Linked DNA regions of Homo sapiens: region 1 is linked to region 2. Evidence: read pairs that join two places in POLR2A ChIA-PET (ENCODE). Cell type or tissue: MCF 10A. All regions are shown on one strand. Each heading gives the region's core, and the rest is flanking DNA. Links, peaks and the distances in the headings are about the cores only.

What was found. ChIA-PET counts read pairs that join two places held together with the same protein. Peaks named below come from ENCODE experiments on the same cell type or tissue, not always from the same donor. Only the 100,000 strongest peaks of a DNase experiment are listed, where the experiment ranks them.
Region 1: POLR2A ChIA-PET joins it to region 2 with 25 read pairs; 3 of 35 experiments call an interaction of 5 or more read pairs at or near these places.

Annotation. Positions count from the first base shown.
Region 1 is chr18:67,518,577-67,531,092 of GRCh38, forward strand. All of the region lies in intron 1 of DSEL-AS1 (DSEL antisense RNA 1), which reads left to right. Among named protein-coding and RNA genes, the nearest start is that of DSEL, 8.1 kb to the left of the region's middle. In MCF 10A, for the core only: no CTCF peak of the experiment used is centred there; DNase peaks (open chromatin) are centred at 2,265 and 6,855.
Region 2 is chr18:67,593,890-67,606,341 of GRCh38, forward strand. The region is part of intron 1 of DSEL-AS1 (DSEL antisense RNA 1); the gene reads left to right. It overlaps LOC105372174 (a long non-coding RNA gene), which reads right to left. Exons shown (of 3, transcript XR_935590.3): 2 at 70-151. Among named protein-coding and RNA genes, the nearest start is that of DSEL, 83 kb to the left of the region's middle. In MCF 10A, for the core only: no CTCF peak of the experiment used is centred there; a DNase peak (open chromatin) is centred at 4,082.

The sequences.
Region 1 (12,516 bases), core at 2,031-10,030, 73 kb before region 2:
GAGAGAGTAGAGTTGGGGGAAACGGGGAGCTGACTCCAGAGATTCCTATCTGTTTGCAGAGGGGAGCCTAGAATTTAGGGTTAGTAAACACAGCTACTAGATGTACAGAACATTTCTCAGAACAAAGTGTGGGGCAGGGTTATTTCTATGGATTCAAAGTGTCTCATGATGCGAGGGCAAGGTGAGTCAGAGAGAATTAATGCGCGAACATCTGCCAGGCAAATATTCTTCCAATGTTGTTTTCAGATTTTGAAATATCAGTATGATCATTTTCACTTTAGAGAAGAATGAATTCAGGTACCGACATTGTGGCCTTTCAGCTCTGCCCCATGCATCTGTGCTGAAGCAGTGGGGATGCAGCTAGCCTCCCAGCATTCTCAGATGGGCTTTCAGACTAATTCATTTTGAACAGACATCTTTGCATAGTGGTAAAATGTGAATGCATTAAAATAAAACAAGAGCCACAACTGAACAATTCAAATCATTGGCAGAAAGGGTGGTAGGTAAATGGCACTGTCAAAAATGAAGAGAGTCTTGTTTTCTGTGAACTAAAAATGGATAGCTCCAATTATTGCTCCTTCCACACATGAAGATGGTACAAAGTTAGTTAATTATAAATAATGCATCCGACCATAGAAGGGATGAGCTATATGCTATGTTATTGTACATTAAAAACCTTTATGAGTGTGGCAAGAGACACATGTACCAACAGCTGCTAAATTCAGAATCCTGGAGCAGTATCTTATTTTAATGTAAGTGAAGAACAGTGCAGTCTATTGCTCTGGGGATTTCTCTCTATATAAAAGGATCTTAAATCTACATGAGATTTTACTCCGTGATTTCAAAGTACTTATGAAAATCTGTTTTCTTTATTTGCCTATCTTTCAACCTACCCACAACCACCTATCTTACAACAGAAACAATGCTTTCTAGAGTAGATTCTCCAGAACAGAAGCCTTTCTCGCGCTCCTTTCCTTCCTTTCTTCCTTCCTCTCTCTCTCTTTTATTTTTCTTTTAAAATTTTATTTCTCAACATCTATCCCAGAGCCTGGCACTTTTTGAAAAATGTTTGGTGAATGTTTAACATGAATTATCGCCCCCATTTTATGACAGAAGAGAAAAAGTCATAAAGGTCTAAAGTGGGTTACTACATTCTAAGCAGAGTCACACACTCTTTCTCCTGACTGTGCTGAGAAGCCTCTTACCACACAACCCATAATTGGAGCTATGCCTTGAGGTGACTTAATTCAAGTGAAACATGAGACTGGAAAGTCATACAACATTTTCAAGAGGATTTCTGCATTAATTGTATATGTTAAGATAGGCAAATTCAAGCTCTGAGCCTGAGAACGATAAAGTACAAGCCATAAAACAAGCCTAGACACTACATAAAGTCCCTGATCTAAAATCACATTTGTCCATGATCTGTTATTCTGGTGGTTTTTAAATAAATGGGGCCAAGACATTCAAGAACTAGTTGCTGTGCATTCAGCAACTCCTATGCACAGGTCTCCAATACCTGGGCTTTCAAGCAGCATAGCCATTTGAATATGGAGACGGCTTTGTTATTCTTCTCATAGCATAATCCACCTTTGCTACAGCTTTGGCCGTGAAAGCTCAGATGCAGATTTCTCGAACCACTTACCAGGGCCAGATGTATATTATATTGATCCACTAGCAGTATTAGAACTAGTGTCTGCCCCAGAGGTTAGGGATATAGCATCTGTAACTGTTTAGAAACAGACACCAAACTTAAGCTGCAAATTTTATTGCCCAGTTGGCCAGCAGTAATAGGCCACACCAATAATAAAGACAAAACCACAAGTTTAAAGCAGGCAGTAGAGTCTGGAAATACTTTTTTTTTTTCCGCAATTGCTTTGAATACAAAACATCTCAAAATGACAGGGATTTTGCCTGCAGAGTTGCTAATGAAGATGTGGCTAAGAGTGTTTCTTGAGTTTGTTTATCCAGCTGCACAAGAGTCAGTATGACAGTAAGTAGATTTATTAAAACTTAAAAATACCAAAGCCAAATTCTGGGGGAAAAAGTTTCCCCATAAGTCTACTAAAGCCTTGAATTCATAAATGAGAAGCTTTATTGCTACCATATTTGCTTACATACAGTTTAGCTTTTGATATGAAAGAAAAATTTAAACAAAGTAAAACTTGCAAAGGGATCATAAGATGTTTTCTCCAGGGCTCTTCCACCCTCCCTTTCCCCTGGCCTGGTATCCTTACACCAGTGTTTCTCAACAGGACATTTGGCAATGTCTGGAGAAATTTCAATGTTGGTCTCGGTTAGTGGGAGGGACTGCTGGAATCTAGTGAATAGAGGTCAGGATGCTACTAAATAGCCTGCAATGAACAGGACAACTTCTCCTCTCCTCCTGCCTCACAAGTCAAAGAATTATGCAGACTAGAAAGTCAGTACTGCTGAGAATGAGAAACTCTGACCCATCCCACTGACTCTAAAAATTGATTATGTGCTAATTGTTGGTAGTTCAAATCAATTCCTAAATTGTCCCCCTGACTTGCCAATTACCTATTTGCAGTTTGTTCTAGAGCCAGCCGTTATGGCTAAAATGTATGTGTCCCTCCAAAATTTACATGTTGGAACCAAATTGGTAGTATTAAGAGGTGGAGCCGTTTGGGAAGTCCTCTTCTCATGAATGACATTAGTGCCGTATAAAAGAGGTGCCTTAAAAAAAAGGTGCCCTAGTTTCCTTTTGGCCTTTTGGTCTCAGTCTATGTTGTGCTTATATAACAGAATACCTGACCCTGGGTAATTTATAATGAATGGAAATTTATTTCCTCACAGTTTTGGAGGCTAGGAAGTCCAAGGTCAAGGTGCTGGCAGATTAGGGCCCAGTTTCTCTACTGCAAAGATGGCACCTGAAAGCTGCAGCCTCCAGAGATGAAGGACATTATATCTTCACATGGCAGAAAAGGAGGAGAAAGAGAGAATCCACTCCCACCAGCCCTTTTTATAGAGCATTAATCCATTCTTCATGAACTAAACAGGTTTCTCATTTGGCCACACCTCCTAACACTGTTGCATTGGGGAATACGTTTCCAACACTTGGATTTGGGGGAACACGTTGAGACCATAGCACCTTCCATCTCTTCCTCCACATGAGGACACAGTGTTCATTTCTTTATTGCCTCTTCCATTATGTGAGGATTCAGCAAGAGATATCATCTTGGAAGCAGAGAGTAAGCCCTCCCCAGACACAGAATCTTCTGGCACCTTGATCCTGGAATTTCCTGCCTTGAGAACTCTGAGAAATAAATTTCTGCTATGTATAAATTACTTTATCTGTGGTATTTCATTATAGCAGCAAGGACAGACTAAGACACTAGCTTTCTCTAATTTATTCACAGATGACTTTTTGTTGTTTACCAGCTACTGGCTCCATTTTTCTTCATTTGACCTAAAATACTTCTAAACCTAGCTGTCTCAGCTCTTATAAAAACTTGAGCTATGCCTACAGGCATAATTGGCAGTAAACTAATTACTACCAAATAATATTTGGAATGATGTGTCTTTTTGGGTTATCAGAAATGCCCTTCTGATGTTAATAAGAGAATGTCATTTTACCCACAACCCCTGTACATATCATGCACCCCAATTACCTTTACTATCAGATTTATTTCCACTGGAACAGTGTTTTTCAAATTACAGTTCTTAGACTACCAGTATCAGAAAGTTCATGGTGCTATTAAAAATGTCAATTATCAAATCTGTCTCAGCCTTATGGATTAAGAATCTCAGTGTGTAACCTGGTATTCTGTACCTTAAAATGTTCAAGTGCCTAACAAATTTTGAGAGTCACTGTTCGAACATAATTCTCATTCTTTTCTCCTTGCCACACACACCTGTGCCTGAGGGTTTGTTTGGCTACATAACAGAAACATTCTCAGGCTGGCAGAAGCATAAGGACTGATTAGGATTAGGAACTGGTGTTGCAGAATAACTCAGAAACATGTATGTAGCTATTTTGCAGAACGTTTAATAGTCTTGCCTTTAAATTATTTATTCACATGTGAGGAAGTGAGATATTAGAGTCAAGCAATAAAGGCAAATAAGATTTATAAAACAGAAAAGAGAAAAAAATGAATACAACCTAGAAACAATGAAAGTTGTATTTTGGGGGGCAAGTTGATTAAATGGCAGTTAGCAGAGGAGTTTGTTGCCCAGAAGTGAGAGTTTAGCTGTAGAGCAGAAGTGACAGGTTCCTCTGTAGAGTGTTGGCCACTAACCCGCCATCAGCACCTGTATCTTACTCAGATCTAGCCAGTATCATATTTCCTCAGTAGGCTTCCTTGCTGGAAAGCCACTAAAAGTTTCCTTTTTCCATCCATGTGAGGCAGGGAGACTTCTCCCTCTGCTCCTGAGCATTTACTTCCTTCTCTTTTTCTGAGAATCAATTTCACCTTCTCCTTCATGGTGATACAACTCAACATGGCTATCCTTCAGCACAAGTTTATATCACTTTGACTCCACCATCGGGCAGAAATCAATTGTCTTTTTTGAACCTCAAATCCAAATTCTCGGAAAAGATGATTTCCTAGCAGAGTCAGCGTTTCATCATGACTCCAGCAGCAATGGAAAGCAGTTCAGGGTCATATAGTTCAAATACTGCTACAGGGGCTGACATTCGTGGGTTCGAGATATCAATCATCTTAGGAAGAGAGAGCTGGCTTATACCTTAAAAGTATCTATTATAAAATGACACAAACCAGAGAGCCATGCACCCCCAGGGAAGCACATAAAAGCAGTGTATTTGGTGGTGAGTAGTTGAGGTGTGGGAGGTTGAGGTATGGTGGGATAGTGAAAGGTTGGGGGGGAGGAAAGGTTCAAAAATGCCCACGCTTTATGTGAACAGGCTGACTCCTCTTTCTTATCCCCTGAAAATTATTCCTTTTGTAGAATGTATTAAATTTACCTAATTAGAAGAATCACCTAGAATTACTTGTTAAAAGTACGAGATATGAGATCCAAAACCCTACTTGAAGGTAGAGTGAGGAAGGAAATATAAGAAGCCTGTATTTTTAAATTCCATTATGATCCTGCAAAATTAACAAATCACCATTAGATAACCTTTTAAAATACTGCCAGCTACCAACATCGCCCTAAACCTGCTGCCCCCACCAATAACTGAGCCCCTGATAACCACCACAGTCTAGTTTTATGAGATCAATTTGTAAAAAATCCACATGTGAGTGAGTTCATGCAGTAGTTGTCTTTCTGTGCCTGGCTTATTTCACTTAACATAATGTCCTCCAAGTTCATAGATATTGTTGCAAATGGCTAAATAATATTCCACTGTGTATATGTACCACATTTTCTTTATCCACTCATCTATTGATGGACACTTAGGTTGATTCCATAGCTTGGCTATTATGAATAGAGCTGTAATTAACATAGCAGTGCAGAGATATATATCAGTGTCTCTTTGACATACTGATATCATCACAAAAATAATAACTATAAGTGATGCATAGGTTAATTAGATTTAGTCAAACTGTAATCTACATATACTTCAAAACATGATATTTTACATGATACTTACAATTTTACCTGTCAATTTATTTTATTTTATTTTTCTAATTTTTTTTTTTTTGAGACAAAGTCTCACACTGTTGCCCAGGCTGGAGAGCAATGGCACGATCTCAGCTCACTGCAACCTCTGCCTCCCAGGTTCAAGTGATTCTCTGCCTCAGCCTCCCCAGTGGCCACCACACTTGGCTAATTTTTGTATTTTTAATAGAGACAGGGTTTTGCCATGTTGGCCAGGCTGGTATCAAACTCCCGATCTCAGGTAATCTGCCTGCCTCAGCCTCCCAAAGTTCTGAGATTACAGGCGTGAACCACTGTGCCTGGCCTTACCTGTCAATTAAAATAATAATAATAATAATGAAAATAATAATAATAATAATTGGCTAGCTACTTAAAATAGAACATAATTTTGTTTCAGATTCAAAGACGTAAAGTTTGATAGAGATGGGAGGTAGGTAATTTATGTGGGTGAAGCCAGCCAGGTGCTTGTTGTCATGTGGAACGTAAGGACCCATGTCACGAGATAATCTGATTTTGCAAAGAAAGCCAGAAATCTGAACTTGTATGGGAAATTATCTGATTTTTCTAATGGCTTAACTTGTTTTGAAAACTCTGTGAATGCCAAATAAAATGGATTCAAATCATAAACGGCAAGGTTTTGACTTCTGATTGTGAGCTGGCTGCATGAAAATAAATTTCCTGATTTTGCATATGCTAGTTCAGCACCCCAGGAATTCAACTTTCCATTTTAATGCTGGGAAAAAAAATACTATCTTTTCTTTTAAGTTATCTACTACTATAACTCCTCTCAGTCTGGAACGGTCAAGGACTGGTCATGTATTCAAGCAATCTTATTTATTCCTGCAGTTATGTATTAAGTTTTATTTCCTTAATTCAATAAATATTCACTGAGTGCTCAATAACGCACTGTGGAAGACGCTGAAAAACCCCAAGGGGAAAAAATATTCTTCGCCAAATGGAGCTTATAATCTGTGGATAGAAAAGGCACAAAAGGCATGAATTATTACTTCATTTTTTCTGTATTTTAATCATTACTTCATCATATTTAAATGGCTTTGAAGGTTCATCTATATACTGATTCCAGTATTTTCAAGAGCACATCTAATTTGATGAGGATGGAAGATTGTTAATGACTCAGAAGCTGGGAAAATAGGTAGAAACTCAAATGTTGTAAGAAATCACTAGAATGTTTGCATTTTTTCAGAGGTTCACTCCTTCTGTTCTAATACCTGGAGTCCAGCCAGGCACAAAGCAAGCTGGCTGACTACTGCAGAAAGGAATGCTGGAACCTCTCTTGCTGACCTGCTTCCAGAGTTTCCAGCACAGCTAGCCAGAGACTTCCTATAGACAATGAGGAAATTCAAAAACAAAGAATGTAGTAGTTTGGCTATTTCTCTAGGAGCCCTTGGGGATGAGACTGAGCCATTTTCCTGCAGCTGGCTGCAAAGCAGGCCACTGAAAAAGATCAGTATGAAAGAACAAGGCATACTGTTGGTATATGCGTCACTGTGGGCCAGAGCTTTTTGTCATAGGATTCAGTCAAACTCAAAATGCAAGATGAAAGTCATCCTCTTTGGTAACCGTTTTAAAAATAATACATAGAAAAGAAGTGAACAGAACCATGTTTTCCAAAGTCCTGATGCTAAAAATCACAAAATCTTAATAGTTCCTGAGCTGGAAATGTGGACTGCTTGGCCTGGGATCAAGTCTAGAATTTGATGTTCTTGGCAGGTACATCAAGTGGTTAGTATCAGCAGAGAAGCTAAGGAAATACTGAAGTCGAAGGATAAAGGATGATTCCCTCCCTGTAATGGCTTTACTCTGAGTTACCTACTGTGTGTTGTCCTGGGCTTACTTCCAGGCAATTCTCATAGGTTTATGGTTACATGCTGGATTTTGGGATGAGATGATCCTGAGTTTGAATCCAAGCTTTGAGATTATATTGTAAGTTTCTGGGAGGTATTGGGCCAGTTACTTACCTTTTCTGAATATAGGTGTCCTCCTCTGTAAAATGGATTTACAATATTACTAACTGTATAGAGTAGTTGAGAAGCTTAAATGAGAAGAGGCAGGTACGTTTCTCATTACAGAGCTTTAAGGGTTGTTGCACTTTAAAAGCAATTTTACATACTTTATTTCATTTAGCCTTTTTAACAATCATGTGAATGATACGTGATTAACTCAATTTTGTGTACCATAGAACTGAGAAAGAGGAATTTGGAATCGAAAATATCATAACTTAAGATAGTGTGACAAAAATAGTATTCCAGTGTCTACCAACTTGCTTTCTGAACTTGTCTAATTTTAAAGACCGAGAATATTTGAAGGAAACATGCAGCGCAGTTCCTTCATTGTACTGGTGAAGAATCTGAGCTCGATGTGTGAGAGAGAAAGAAGGCCTGCTGGACCAGAACACAGGTTTCTTTACTACCTATCTGCAGCTGTGCCGCTACATTGTAGATGATGCTATTTGTTTTTAAGCATATTCAGTGATATATTAAGTTGCTTCTTTAGATCTTAAAAAAAAAAAAAACAACTCATAAAGTGCCGGGCACGGTGGCTCACACCTGTAATCCCAGCACTTTGGGAGGCCGAGATGGGTGGATCACGAGGTCAGGAGATTGAGACCATTCTGGCTAACACAGTGAAACCCCGTCTCTACTAAAAATACAAAAAAATTAGCCGGGCGTAGTGGCGGGCGCCTGTAGTCCCAGCTACTCAGGAGGCTGAGGCAGGAGAATTGCGTGAACCTGGGAGGCAGAGGTTGCAGTGAGCCGAGATCGCACCTCTGCACTCCAGCCTGGGCGACTAAGCAAGACTCTGTCTCCAAAAAAAAAAAAAAAAAACCTCATAAAGTAACAATTCTATATGCAGCTTATATTAGAGCAGTTTTTCAAAGAACTTTCTAGGACCCAAAATTTTTCTGGGAGCATTTTTAAAAGCCGAATATCTATATATCCATTACAGATCCTTTCTGAAATAGAGTTTTGATCGGGGCATAAAAATTTGCATTTTTATCAGGTTTACCAATACAATATTAAGAATGAGCTAATTAAACCATTCTGTCCTTGGAGACAGAAATTGGGCACTGTCCTTCTTTTGTCTTCCCATCAGTTCCAGCCAGAATTTTAGGCACATACTTTCCACTCAGTTAACTCACTGAATTGAATAGTGGTGGAATCAAATTAAGGTCAAATGTTTTAATTATATAAAAATCTATGAAGCACATGTATAGAGGAATCATTTTCAAAGATATAATTTTTACAATTTACTGTGAATTACAGGCATAATTATCCTGCCAGATATACTTGTCTGCCTAGCAAATATATGTATATATGATACTTGTGAAATTTGATACATACTTCGCATATGTATTATATATAAGAGACAAAGAGGGATAGAGAGAGGAGAAAATTAGCTTTCAGGCCAATTTTGAAGAATGTTATTTTGGATATTAGTCATCTATTGCTGCATAACAAATTGTCACCAAACTTGCTAGCTGAAAAGAAACAGAAGTTTATTTTTTCACACAATTTCTAATCATTATCAATCAAAGCAGCTTAATTAACTGAATGGTTCTGGTCTGGGTCGCTCAGAGGGTTATAGCCAAGATGTCTGTATTTTAACCATATTACCTTGTGTGGGATATGATGAGGCCAGATGTAGATCGAAAAAGAGAAACAGCTGAGCATGATGGATAAGGTGTGAACACTTTGGGAGGCTGAGGTGGGAGGATTGCATGAGCCCAGGAGTTCAAGACCAGCCTGTGCAACATAGTGAAACCTCATCCATAAGAAATATTTTTAAAAAATTATCTGGTCATGGTAGTGTGCACCTGTAGCCCCAGCTGCTGAGGAAGCTGAGGTGGGGAGATCCCTTGAGCCCAAAAGTTAGAGGCTACAGTTAGCTATGATCAGGCCACTGCACTCCAGCCTGGGCAACAGAGTGAGACAATCTCTAAATAATAGTAATAATTTAGAAAGACAGAGGGAGAAACTGGAGGGAGTCCTACAGTTCTGCTATACTCACAGCTCACTGGGGAGAAATAGCAGGCCATGCAGTGCTGTTCACAGAAAGCACTGGGCATTGGTCATGAGGCAGAGGGAGAAAGGGGATTGGTGGGCAAAAGTCCTTATTGTTCTTTCTGGAGGAAGGAGCAGGCCAGGCAGGGTAAGCAGGCTTGTGATCAGGCGGCTTGAGTATGTTCAATGGGCTCTGGTCAGAGGGACTGTTCCTGATTTCCTGGTACTTGGCCCTGAGTGATTAGGGTTGAGGTATAGTGGCACAGATTGTGAGAGCCCAAGAAGGGAGTTGTTTGGGATTTGGACTTACTCTCTCAAGAACAACTGACTGGACACTAGCTAGGGTCTCAAAATGGTTCAGATAGCATTTTAAAAACTATATCACAGCTTGCCAGGCCTACAGTTTTCTTAGGTCTTGAGTGGGGTTGAAGCAACTGCTTTCTATAGGGTTCAACCAGTGGCTGCTGGCATGAAGCCTCTGTTCTTCTTCACATGGACCACTCCCTAAGGCGGCTTGACTGTCCTCACGGTATGACCCCTGAAGTTCTCCAGAATTAGCCTTTCGTGAGAGAGAGCGAGGAGGAAGCTACATTCCTTCGCTGGCCTTGTCTCAGAAGTCACAACCTTTTACTTCCACATTACTCTGTTCCTCAGAAGCAAGACATTCAGTCCAGCACACATATGTTAAGCCACCCCAGCATGATGGTCACTATTCTCTCAAAAAAGAATTGGCAAGGATATTTTCTTCCAGATTAGGGTTCAGGTAGTGCTGATTGGAGAGAAGAAAAAATGTTCAGTTTATTTTTTATTTATTTTGGTCGTTACGGTTTCATTATTTTTTGATATTAAAAAGTCATGGTTGAAGAAAACAAAGGTCATTTCTTTTCATTAATTTCCTATGTGATCATTAGGTAAATTCTAGAATAACATAATCGATTATCACTTTATAAAACCAGGCTGGGTGTAGTGGCTCACACCTGTAATCACATTTTAGGAGGCCAAGGAGGGCAGATCATACGAGGTAAGGCATTTGAGGCCCACCTGAGCAATGTGGTGAAACGTTGTCTCTATTAAAAATACAAAAACTATCTGGGTGTGGTGGCATGTGCCTGTAATCCCAGCTACTTGGGAGGTTGAGGAAGGAGAATCACTTGAACCTGGGAAGTGAAGGTTGCAGTGAGCTGAGATCATGCCACTGCACTCCAGCCTGGGCGACGGAGGGAGATTCTGTCTGAAAATAAATAAATTAAATAATCATCCATGTAATAAAACATTATGGAAAAATATGTAGTTAAACATATTTTTATGTTTATTCATTCATTTATTCAGCAGATTTTATTACAGTTCCTAGTATGTGCCAATCTCAGTGGTTAGCAATGGGTATACAATAGTAAAAAGAAGAACAGGGTTGCAGCTCTCATTGAGTTTATGGTGTAGTGCAGGAAAAAGTTCCATTGACATATTGACACTAATATATATATATAAATAAAAGCTGTGTTAAAGTGAAAAAAAATTATGCTACTTTATGGTAGACAGGAAACGTGGAGGAATAGTTAGAGAAGGCTTGTTGGAGAAAGTGGCAATTTGTCCTTGAGCTAAACTGTGGGAAGGGGTTGAAAAAACTCAGACCTTCCATAATCCATTGAACTTTATATCATATTTTCTAAAAGTTAAGCAATTTCAACTTACAAAGAGATTCTCAATGTTTTGCTACCTCAGGCAAATAATGTTATCCTTTTAAACATCTTTAATATTTTAATCCCCTGTCTCATTAATAGCCTTTTTTATAAATGTGAATATTTTGCTGGACAAATATCGTGGCCTCTTTCAATATATGTTATCAGAAATTCTATAAAATAATTATTTTGACATTTACTAGCTTATAATCACAAGGTCCATTTCTCCCACCGTCAGTGAGTTTGTGGAAAGACACTATTGCTTCCTGAGAGTCATGGGGTGCCATCTTCCCTAGTGGACACAAGGAAAATATGGGAGAGAGCCTTGGTTATACTTACATGTTGATGGAAATTTCTCTTTCTATGGGTTGGGATACCTAGTGTGGTGGTCCAGGCCTTGACCACCAATGGTTCCTACAGTGCAACTATTATACTGGAGACACTTTTGGTTTTTAAAAATCAAACCCATGGTGTGTTTTCCCAGCAAGGGGTGGGGAGAAGTATAAGTTCATGTGGATGGAATAGGAAGGGCAAATGCCTGTAGTGGGAGGGAGGCAGGCTCAGAAGAAAAACAAAAATAATTGGTTATCTAGATAGAAGGAAGGTTAGGATAATGTGATGTGATGGAAGACTAAAGATGTTCAACCATGTAAGAGTTAATACATAGGTTTATATAGTATGGGGTTGTATTAGCTTTCCCATTGTATCTGGATGGAAGCAGCTTAGGATAATGTGACATGATGGAAGACTTAAGATATTTAACCGAGTAAGATCTAATACATAGGTTTATAATCAATCTCATTTTGCCCAGGGTAGTATGGGGTTACAATAGCTTTCCCATCTTAAGTATTGGTAGTGCTTCCTGCCAATCTCAAACGTCTCTTGGTTTGGATGATACATTTTATAATCATGTTATATATGTTAAAGATTTTGGTCTTTGTCTTAACAGTAAGAAGCTGTTAAGGATTTTAAATATAAATTAACATGAATATCAGATTTGTGTTTTGCACATATCTCCCTGTCTATACTATGTAGAATAAATTACCAAGGCACTTCCAAAGAGACTAGTCTATTGCTGTAGTTCTGGCAAGATACGGTGCTTGAATCAGATTGATGGCAGTGAAGATGGATGGATGGGACCTAGTTGGAGAAATGGGCTGTCAACTCTGCACTGTAGTCCTTCCATGAACCTCTCCTAAACTGATGTTACACTCCCCATGACTAGTAAATGCCCTTTA
Region 2 (12,452 bases), core at 1-8,000:
GAGCCCCTTCCTCCATTTGAGCATCAGATCTTTTCCTCTCTACCAAAATACGGTGCTTCAGAAACTTACTTATCTGTGCTGCTGTATCAAATTTTCCTTCTCTCCGTGAACACATCCATCAACATAAAATACTTCAGTAAATTTTTCATCCCTAAAAGATAAACAAAAAGATTCTCTTGATCCAAGTCATCTCTAGCTATTTTCCTACTCTGTTTTTCAATAAAGCTTCTTCAGAAAGTCTTCTGTATTTGCTATCTCCAATTTATTTTCTCCTGGTCTTTATTTGATAACTAAGTGCTGACTTAACTCATTGGGTAATCAGGATATTATTGAGAATAAAAGGAAATGCTATTGATAATGATTGAAGTTAAGTGCAAATCTAGACTGTCTTATGGAAACCAGATACACTACATACTCTTTTAACATCATTTCATTTTACTTTGCTAGAAAAAAATAAATATTATGGGTGGATATTAGTTGTAAATATTTATGGGGTACAGGTGATATTTTGATAGAAGCATACAATGTGTAATGATTAAATCAGGGCAATTGGGATATCCAGCACTTCAAGTACTTATCATTTCTTTGTATTAGGAACATTCCAATTCCACCCTTCTATTTATTTTGAAATATACAATAAATTAAATTATTAACTATAGTTGCCCTATTATGCTACTGAAAACTAGATCTTATTCTTTATATCTAACTGTACTTTTATACCTTTACCATCACATCTCTATCCCCTCTCTCTACTTCCAGTCCCAGACTCTAGTAACCATCATTCTACTATTTCAATGACTGATTTTGTTTATAGCTACCACATATGAGTGAGAACATGTGATATTTGTCTTTCTGTACCTGACTTATTTCACGTAACATAATGTCCTTCAGTTCCATCCATGTTATTGCAAATGACAGGATTTCATTCTTTTTTTATGGCTGAGTAGTATTCCATTGTGTCTATATACATTTTCTTTACCAATTCATCCGCTGATTGACACTTAGGTTGATTCCATATTTTGGCCATTGTGAACACTGCTGCATTGAAAATAGAAGTGCAAATATGTGTCCAATATACTGATTTCCTTTGGAGATATATCCCCAGCAGTGGAATTGCTAGATCAAATGATAGTTCTATTTGTAGTATTTTGAGGACCCTTCATATTATTCTCCATACTAGCTGTACTAATTTACATCCCCACCAACAGTGTAGGAGGATTCCTCTTTCTCTACTTCCTCACAACATTTGTTATTGCCTGTCTTTTTGATAAAATACATTTTAATTGGGGTGAGATGATACCTCATTGTAGTTTTAATTCACATTTGTCTGATGCACATTTTTTTCATACACCTGCTGGCCATTTGTACATGTTCTTTTGAGAAATGTCTGTTCAGACTTTTGTCCATTTTTTAAGTCAGATTATTTGTCTTTTTTTATTGAGTTGTTTGAGCTATTTGTAAATTTTTGTGATTAATCCTTTGTCAGATGAGTAGTTTGCAAATACTTTCTCCCATTCTGCAGGTTGTCTCTTCCCTTTCTTGACTATTTCTTTTGCTGTGCAGAAGGTTTTTAGCTAGTTGTGATCCCATTTGTGCAATTTTGCTTTGGTTACCTGTGCTTGTAGGGAATTACTAAAGAAATCTTTGCCTGGACTAATGTCCTGAAGAGTTTCCCGAATGTTTTTTTTTCTAGTAGTGTCATAGTTTCAGGTCTTAGATATAAGTATTTAATCCATTTTGATTCGATTTTTGTTTGGCGAGAGATGAGGTCTAGTTTTATTTTTCTGCTTACAGAGATCCAGTTTTCCCAGCACAATTTAATGGAGAGACTGTCCTTTCCCCATTTCATGCTCCTGTAGCCTTGCAAAAAATGTATAGACTGTTAATGGGTGGATTCATTTCTGGGTTCTCTATTTTGCTCCCTTGGTCTATATGTCTGTTTTTATGCCAGTACCATGCTGTTTAGGTTACTATAGCTTTGTAGTATAATTTGAAGTCAGGTAATGTGATGCCTCCAGCTTTGTTCTTTTTGCTCAGGATTACTTTGGCTATTTTGAGTCTTTGGTGGTTTCATATACGTTTTAGAATTATTATTTTTTATTTGTGTGAAGAATATTGGTATTTTGATATTAATTGAATTGAATCTGTAAATTGCTTTGGATAGTATGGATATTTTAGCCATATTGATTCTTATAATCCATGATCATGGGATATCTTTCAAGTTCTTTGTGTCCTCTTTAATTTCTTTCATCAGTATTTTTTAGTTTTTAATTGCAGAGATCTTTCATTTCTTTGGTTAAGTTTATGCTGAGTCATTTTATTTTATTTGTAGCTACTGTAAATGGAATTACTTTCTTGGTTTCTTTTTCCAATTGTTCACTGTTGGCATATAGAAATGCTGCTAATTTTTGTATCCTGATATTGTATCCTGAAACTTTATTGAATTTGTTTGAGTTCTATTTGTTTTTGGTGGCGTCTTTAGATTTTTCTAAATATAAGATCATCTGGTATGCAAACAATTACAACTGGACTTTTTTTTCAGTTAGGAAGTCTTTTATTTCTTTCTCTTGTCTACTTGCTCTAACTAGTATAACCACCCAATGGGTTCATCTTGTCTGTTGCTGACATAGAGCCGATTTATCAAAATGGGGGCTTGCAATAGAAAAAGAGCTTTACACATGTAGAGCTGGTTAAAAGGGAGACTGGGGTTTTATTATTATTCAAAGCAGGCTCCCCCACAATGTGGAGGGTTTTTCAAAGATAGTTTGGCAGTGGCCAGGGGTTGCCCAGGAATGCAATGTAAACATAGGGGTGTGGAAAATGGTCCTTGTGCGCTGAGTCCACTTCTGAGTGGGGGGCCACAGGACCAGTTGGTGGGTAATCCGGTTGTCAGAAATGCAAAAGCCTGAAAAGACATCTCAAAAGGCCAATCTTAGGTTCTACAGTAGTGATATCTACAGGAGTAATTGGGGAAGTTGCAAATCTTGTGACATCTGGAATAATAGCTGGTAATCACTTATGACTACCTCTTAGCAGAATAGCTCCTCTCATTCTCCTAATCTGGTGGTCTCTTTCATTAGTTTTACAAAGGCGATTTAGTTTTGGGAAAGGGCTATTATCATTTAAACTATAAACTAAATTTCTCCCAAAGTTTTCTTGGCCCAAGCCCAGGAATGACTAAGGGCAGCTTGGAGGTTAAAGGCAAGATGAGGATTTGTTAGGTCAGATCTCTTTCACTGTCATAATTTTTGGAAAAGTGGTTTCACTAGGACTCCCAGTACTACTGAATCTTATTAACCCAATTCAGTGAGGCCTTATCCCCATATCCCTATTACTCCCCCAAACTGCCCTTTTATAATTAAATATAAACCTCTGCAGTGCTAAATATGATGATTAATTCTTGGGCCCCATCCTACTTGACCTATCAGCACCATTTGTCCATTGTATCACTCATTCCTCCTAGAAACTCTTTTTTTCCTTTGCTTACTTAGCTTTCAGGACATCACATGGACATGGTTTTCCTCTTCATTCATTAGTCATTATTTCTCAATCTCACTTGCTGGTCTCTTCTTCTCTCCGACCACCTTAGCCTTGGAATATACCAGGGCTCAGTTCTTGAAATATTTCTCATTTCTATTTACATTCACTCCGCTGGTAAGTTTTTTTCTATAAAATGACTTATCTCTATGCTATCACTAAGATTTTGAAAATATATATTCAAAACTTTTTTTTCAAATCCCTAAGGCACTTAACTGTAGATTATAGTACATAAACTAGAATAGTCTTACCTTTATATGTCAGGAAAAGTTATTTCCCATAAACAATCTAAAAGTACTGTATTTTCAAATTCAAGTGACATAAAAAAGACCTTGACTTGTTTAAAAAAATATTTAGGTACTCGAGTCAAGAGAATTCTTTTGAAGATATTTTTCTTGTTGAATGTAGCTCAAAATAGATGAGATTTAATTTACCTCTCATGACAGAATTTTATTGGTGTTCAACAATTGTGCAATATTTGTCAGAGAACTGGGTTATGCCAGGAACAAATGCTTTAGGGCATGCAATCAGTCAGTGTCAGCAGATACAGTGCACAGCCCCAGAGTGACAGTGCCAATCAAATTTGTGACTCCTGGGAGATGAAGGAAAGGAGGCAAGCGAGTGCTCCTTAGTAGATACTTGCAGGAGACTTCCTCATGCTGCTTTTAGGCAACCACAGTATTGCTTTTCTGGCAATACTGCCTGTTTTAGTCTTCTTGAGCAGTTGTAACAAAATACCATATAGTAAGTGTCTTTAAACAGACATTTATTTCTCACAGTTCTGGAGACTAGAAGCCCATGATCTGCTTGACAGCATTGTTGGGTTCTCAGTGAGGGCTCCTTTTCTGGCTTTCAGAAGGCCGTCTTCCCACTGTATTCTCACATGGTGGAGAGAGGAAGGTCTGGCATCTCTTCCTCTTCTTATAAGGCCACTAATCCCATCATGTGAGCTCTACCCAATGACCTCATCTAAACCCAATTACCTCCCAAAGGCCCCATCTCCCAGTACTATCACACTAAGAGTTAGGGCATTAAGTTACATTTTGGGACTTATATACTTCCAGTCTATAATTGTTATTGCTTCTTTAAGGCAAACTTACTCCAGAATCCATAATACATTGAGTGAAAGGTTTATGTAGTAGATTAGGGCTACCAGTGACCACAGAGATAGATTGAATCAGCATAAAATTAAATATCTAATTTCGGTTCTAGCACTTGCTCTCTGCTGTATAAGCAAGTCTCTTAACTTCTTGCCCCCAGCTTTTAATTTTTTTTATTTTTTAATTTTTATTTTATTTTATTTTATTTTTTGAGATGGAGTCTCGCTCTTTCGCCCAGGCCAGACTGCAGTGGCACGATCTCGGTTCACTGCAAGCTCCGCCTCCCGGGTTCACGCCATTCTCCTGCCTCAGCCTCCCTAGTAGCTGGGACTACAGGTGCCTGCCACCGCGCCCAGCTAATTTTTTTGTATTTTTAGTAGAGATGGAGTTTCACCGTGTTAGCCAGGATGGTCTCGATCTCCTGACCTCATGATCCACCTGCCTCGGCCTCCCAAAGTGCTGGGATTACAGGCGTGAGCCACCGCGCCCGGCCACCCCCAGCTTTTTAATAGGTAGAATAATGGAGCTGGGTCACAGGAGCTTATGACTTCCTTCTAGCTCTAAAACACCAAAATGTTCTGACAAAAACAAGCTTCTTTCTTTTATTGAAAGAAACACCTTAATATTTAATAATTAGAAACTAGACTATCTTATAATACATTGCTTTGCTATTGAAAATCTTTGCATGAAAAAATCTGTAAAACACATTTTCACTTCCCCTATAGTACAAATTTAGCAATAAGCAAATTCTTCATCTATTTGCCTCATAGATTTCCTTCCTGAATATCACCTCATTTTATTCTGAGTATTTAGTGAAAGTTAAATTCCAACAGATGAGTCATCTTCAGTAGCTGTTGGTTCCCTCATGGCTTCTAATTTGTAAATCTGTATTGGAATCTGTACTTGACTTATATTTATCGCCTATATTTAGCTCAAGTTCAATGTGGACTACAAAACCACATCTGGTCTCCAGAGCTCCCAGATCTAACCACTGGCACAAATCTTTTCCAACTGATAAGGAGCTTCACTTAAACACCTTCAGCTGGAAGCACAGTGCAAATGTTCTCAGCTGTCTGGCTTGGCACCTGGAACTGTCCCCATTACATTTTGGTATGACGTGAGTGGGTGTCACTTTCTGAATACCTTGAAATGAAAGAAATCCTTGAATTCTAAAATGTGCCAGAATGTGTAGCATTTATAAAGGATAATAAATTTAATTTCGTATTTATAATAGAAAGTAAATAATGTGATGAAGTAATATTTAGAATTACATGGCACCATTAGAACCACAAATTTTCAGGAAAATGAATATGATTTGGGATCCTCGTTTTCATTGCAACAATCTGTGGGAAGTGTGTTAACCAGCTCCCATGCCAGTCTTGATTCTATCTGACCATAGTATTAACTGCTGTGCTTTGGGTATACTTGCTGAGTATGGGCACAACATGTTTTATTTTTCATTTCCAAATGAATTACGTTGTTTAGTATAAGGCATAAAAATGTGTACAAATCAATAGTAAGCATATCATATGTAAATAGTTTTGATTACGGGATTTCACACAATTAGGGTAAAAATATTGATGTCTTTGCCACTAAATCAACCAGGTCTATGGTGATAAATATGGGAAAGTTGATTGCAGTAGTTTGGGATCTGAAAAGCCTTAGAACTGAGTAGTGCAGTTGTGACATAAACAAGTATTGAAGTTATTTTTATTTCAATGACAGCATTAGGGTGTAATAGAAACCCTTGAAAGAGGAGGACGTATAGTGTGACAGGAGCACAGACGACCCTTTCACTCGCCCTGCAGCATTCCACACAGAGTCCTATCTCTTGATTCAGAAGCCAGATGTGGGTATTAGTCAGGCATGTGTGGCTGTGTGCGGTATGTCAGTTGTAATGTACTTAGTGGAAAAGAGATTTATTTTTACACTCCCCTCCCTAAAAGTCATTAATAATTAATGAAACTTTAGTGTCCTTTAGGGCAAATTCAAAGAGCAGTTGCGAAGGCTTACTGAAAACACCATGAAATTTAACTCATGGCAATCTCAAAACAGCTTACGTATGAGCTTCTTTTTATTTTGACACTGTTTTCCATTAAAATTCATAGGGAGAAAGAGACAGACAAAATGTTTGTGGGTTTTTCTGAATGGAAATACCATTAGAGAATGATCTCAGCTATGGAAGAAACTACTCTAAAATTCTGGAAAAGCCATAAACATCATTTTTCCTTGTTTTTATTCCTCCAGTAAAAAAAAGAAGGGTAGCCAAAATTTTCAAAAGTAGTCAGTGACAAAAAGCCTTTTTATTCTTGATGAATTGGAAAATTATCCTTTTACTTCCCTAAATGTTTTTATAACAGTAGCTAAGCCATGTATCTCTGAGGTTTAAAAGAAATCCAGTGCTCACATAACCTTTAATGTTCTCCTCCAAGCAATTTTTGATGAGTAATAATTTCCAAGAAAAATGAGCCCTTTTTTTTTTCAGTAATTTCTTACCCTAAATACAGGCATACCTCATTTTACTGTGCTTCTCAGATATTGTATTCTTTACAAATTGAAGGTCTGTGGCAACCCTGCTTTGAGCAAGTATATTGGTGCCATTTTTTTCAGCAGCATGTGCTCGCTTGGTGTCTCTGTGTCACATTTTACTAATTTGTATGATATTCCAAACTGTTTCATTAATACTGTATCTGTTATGGTGATCTGTGAATAGTGATCTTTGATGTTACTATTGCAATTGTTTTGAGAGCATCATGAACTCTACCTATATAAGACAGGGAACTTGATAAATGTGTGTGTGTTCTGATTGCTTCATCAACCAGCTGTTTCCTCATCTTCCTCTCCTCAGGCCTCCCTGTTGCCTAAGGTACAGCAATATCAAAATTAGGCAGACTAATAACCCTACAATAGCCTGTAGGTATTCAAGTGACAGGAGGAGTTACATGTCTTTGACTTTAAAACTAGAAATGATGAAACTTACTGCAAAAGTCATGTCAAAAGTGGAGATAGGCCAAGAGGTGGGCCTCTTGTATGAAACAGGTAGGCAAGTTGAAAATGTGAAGGAGACGTTCTTAAAGGAAATTAAAAGTGCTACTCCAGTGATCACACAAATGATAAGAAAGCAAAACAGGCTTATTGCTGATGGAGAAAATTTTAGTCGTCTGGTTTGAAGATCCATTGAGCCAAAAAATTCTCTTAAGTCAAATACTAATCAAGAGAATAACCCTAACTCTCTTCAATTTTATGAAGGCTGAAAAAGGTGAGGAAGCTGCAGAAGAAAAGTTGGAACCCAGAAGAGGTTGGTTCATGAGATTTTAGGGAAGAAGTTTTCTCTATAACATAAAAGTACAAAGTGAAGCAGCAAGTGATGATGTAGAAGCTGCAGCAAGTTTTCCAGAACATCTAGCTAAGATAGTGATGAAAGTAGCTACACTGGACAACAGACTTGCAATATAGACAAATCAGCTTTTTATTGGAAAATGATGCCATTTAGGACTTTCATAGCTAGAGAGGAGAAGTCAAAGCTTGACTTGACAGTTTCAATGGACAGGATGACTCTTTTGTCAGGAGATAATGCAGTTGGTGATTTTTAAGTTAAAGCCAATGCTCATCTCATTGACTACTCTGGAGACCCTAGGGCCCTTAAGAATGATGCTAAATCTACATCTGAAGACTCAGATGATTACTAGCATTTTTTGGCAATAAAATATTTTTAAATTAAGGGGTTTGTATTTTTATATATAATGCTATTGCACACTTAATATACCACTGAATAGTGTAAAGATAACTTGTATAAGTGCTGGAAAACCAAAAAAAGTTGTCTGGCTTACCTTATTGCAATATTTACTTTATTGCGATGGGTATGCCCTATCATTCATTTTGGAAGTGCTTTTAGTGCTTTGGAGGTAGGTGAAGTGTGGAAGAGAGATTGTGTTTGTGTGTGTGTGTTTGTGTGTGAAGCAAAGGGAAACTGACCTCTCTTTTATGTGTGGTATAAGAAATGGATTCTTCATTTATTCCAGCAAGAGCTGTAAGTTTCACAGCAAGTGTACCCCAACATTTGATATAATGAGATTGGATACTTCTGGTCTCTTGGTGAGACGTTTCAGGACTCAGCCTGAGAGGATTTGTACCGTCATATGTCTTCACTGCCTCTCTCCTGGTCAGCTGGAGGCTGAATTTCAGCAGGAAACTTTGCTAATGAAGCCTCTTCAGCTGGTGGAGGCTGAACTTTAACAGAGGCCTCTGCAATTGTAGTGGCTGCCTCAGCAGCAGGAGTCTGTTCAGTTGGTGCCTGAACTTCGGCATGGGTCTCCCCAGCAGGTTTGAGCTCTGCTTAATCAGTAGCCTCTTCGGCTAATGGAGCATGTATTTCAGCTGGGAGTTTTTTCTATTGGTGGAGGCTCTATTTCAGCAGAAGCCAGGTTTTTTATTTTTATTTTTTATTTTTATTTTTATTTTTTTTAATAGCAGAACCTTCTGCTACAATAGGACTTGGCATCTTATCTTTCTTTCTGGAAATCTCAGATGATTCAGCTCTCTCTCCCTCACTTGATTGACATCTGTTATGGATTGAATTGTGTTTCCCCAAAAGGTATGTTGAAGTCCCAGCCGCCAGTACCTGTGAATATGAGTTTCTTTGGAAATAGGGCCTTTGTAGATGTAATCAGATTAAGATGGTGACCTTATAAGAAGAAAAACAAGAGGAGACAGACACAAAAGAAGGATGGGCATGTGAAGATTGAGAGATTAGAGTTATGCTGCCACATAGTAAGGAATGTCTGGGGCTACTAGAGCTTCAGTGGAAGCTGGCCCTACCCCGACCGTGATTTGGGATTTCTAGCCTCCAGAACTTTGAGGGAATACATTTCTGTTATTGTAACTCAGAAAAACAAACAAACAAAAAAAAAAAAAGAAAAAAAAAGCATTCCTGGTACTTACCTGGGTTGTAACATACTGTTGCAGAGTTCTGGATGGTTAGATGTGACCTTTATCTCATTAATTTCTAAGACTTATATAGCCTCCTCATCATCCAAGGTGTAATGGTCTAAGTGATATCAATAGCAAATGAAATATTATCTTGTGATGGTTAATACTAAGTGTCGGCGGGGAGGAGCCAAGATGGCCGAATAGGAACAGCTCCGGTCTACAGCTCCCAGCGTGAGCGATGCAGAAGCGGGTGATTTCTGCATTTCCATCTGAGGTACCGGGTTCACCTCACTAGGGAGTGCCAGACAGTGGGCGCAGGTCAGTGGGTGCGTGCACCGTGCTCCAGCCAAAGAAGGGCAAGGCATTGCCTCACCTGGGAAGCGCAAGGGGTCAGGGAGTTCCCTTTCCGAGTCAAAGAAAGGGGTGACGGATGCACCTGGAAAATCAGGTCACTCCCACCCGAATACTGTGCTTTTCCGATGGGCTTAAAAAACGGTGCACCAGGAGATTATATCCCGCACCTGGCTCAGAGGGTCCTACGCCCACGGAGTCTCGCTGATTGCTAGCACAGCAGTCTGAGATCAAACTGCAAGGTGGCAGCGAGGCTGGGGGAGGGGCGCCTGCCATTGCCCAGGCTTGCTTAGGTAAACAAAGCAGCCGGGAAGCTCAAACTGGGTGGAGCCCACCACAGCTCAAGGAGGCCTGCCTGCCTCTGTACGCTCCACCTCTGGGGCAGGGCACAGGCAAACAAAAAGACAGCAGTAATCTCTGCAGACTTAAATGTCCCTGTCTGACAGCTTTGAAGAGAGCAGTGGTTCTCCCAGCACGCAGCTGGAAATCTGAGAACGGGCAGACTGCCTCCTCAAGTGGGTCCCTGACCCCTGACCCCCGAGCAGCCTAACTGGGAGGCACCCCCCAGCAGGGGCAGACTGACACCTCACAGGGCCGGGTACTCCAACAGACCTGCAGCTGAGGGTCCTGTCTGTTAGAAGGAAAACTAACAAACAGAAAGGACATCCACACCAAAAACCCATCTGTACATCACCATCATCAAAGACCAAAAGTAGATAAACCACAAAGATGGGGAAAAAACAGCAGAAAAACTGGAGACTCTAAAAAGCAGAGTGCTTCTCCTCCTCCAAAGGAGCGCAGTTCCTCACCAGCAATGGAACAAAGCTGGACGGAGAATGACTTTGACCAGCTGAGAGAAGAAGGCTTCAGACGATCAAATCACTCCGAGCTACGGGAGGACATTCAAACCAAAGGCAAAGAAGTTGAAAACTTCGAAAAAAATTTAGAAGAATGTATAACTAGAATAACCAATACAGAGAAGTGCTTAAAGGAGCTGATGGAGCTGAAAACCAAGGCTCGAGAACTATGTGAAGAATGCAGAAGCCTCAGGAGCCGATGCGATCAACTGGAAGAAAGGGTATCAGCGATGGAAGATGAAATGAATGAAATGAAGTGAGAAGGGGAGTTTAGAGAAAAAAGAATAAAAAGAAACGAGCAAAGCCTCCAAGAAATATGGGACTATGTGAAAAGACCAAATCTACGTCTGATTGGTGTACCTGAAAGTGACGGGGAGAATGGAACCAAGTTGGAAAACACTCTGCTGGATATCATACAGGAGAACTTCCCCAATCTAGCAAGGCAGGCCAACAATTCAGATTCAGGAAATACAGAGAACGCCACAAAGATACTCCTCGAGAAGAGCAACACCAAGACACATAATTGTCAGATTCACCAAAGTTGAAATGAAGGAAAAAATGTTAAGGGCAGCCAGAGAGAAAGGTCGGGTTACCCTCAAAGGAAAGCCCATCAGACTAACAGCAGATCTCTCGGCAGAAACTCTACAAGCCAGAAGAGAGTGGGGGCCAATATTCAACATTCTTAAAGAAAAGAATTTTCAACCCAGAATTTCATACCCAGCCAAACTAAGCTTCATAAGTGAAGGAGAAATAAAATCCTTTACAGACAAGCAAATGCTGAGAGATTTTGTCACCACCAGGCCTGCCCTAAAAGAGCTCCTGAAGGAAGCACTAAACATGGAAAGGAACAAGCAGTACCAGCTACTGCAAAAACATGCCAAATTGTAAAGACCATCGAGGCTAGGAAGAAACTGCATCAACTAATGAGCAAAATAACTAGCTAATATCATAATGACGAGTTAATGGGTGCAGCACACCAACATGGCACATGTATACATATGTAACTAACCTGCACATTGTGCACATGTACCCTAAAACTTATAATAAAAATAAAAAAATACTAAGTGTCAACTTGATTGGATTGAGGGATGCATAGTATTAATCCTGGATGTATCTGTGTGGGTGTTGCCAAAAGAGGTTAACATTTGAGTCAGTGGGCTGGGGAAGGCAGATTCACCCTTAATCTGGTAGGCACAATCTAATCAGCTTCCAGTGAATATAAAGCAGGCAGAAAAACGTGAAAAGGAGAGACAGGCCTAGCATCCCAGGCTACAGCTTTCTCCTGTGTTGGATGCTTCCTGCCCTTGAACATTGGACTCCAAGTTTTTCAGTTTTGTACTCAGCCTGGATCTCCTTGGTCCTCAGCTTACAGACAGCCTATTGTGGGACCTTGTGATCATGTAAGCTAATACTTAATAAACTCCTCTCTCTCTCTCTCTCTATATATATATGTATACACACACACACACACACACACAATTTAACCTTTGTATTTTATGTCACATGTTCAAATCTCACCTTGTCTCTAACCATTCACAGAACCATGTTGTAGGTCCTATCATTGATGTCATTCATACAAGAGAGTAAATGTCAGTTATAGATATATATCTATGACATCATATATATATATATATATATATATATCCTATTAGTTCTGTCCTTCTAAGAGAACTCTAAT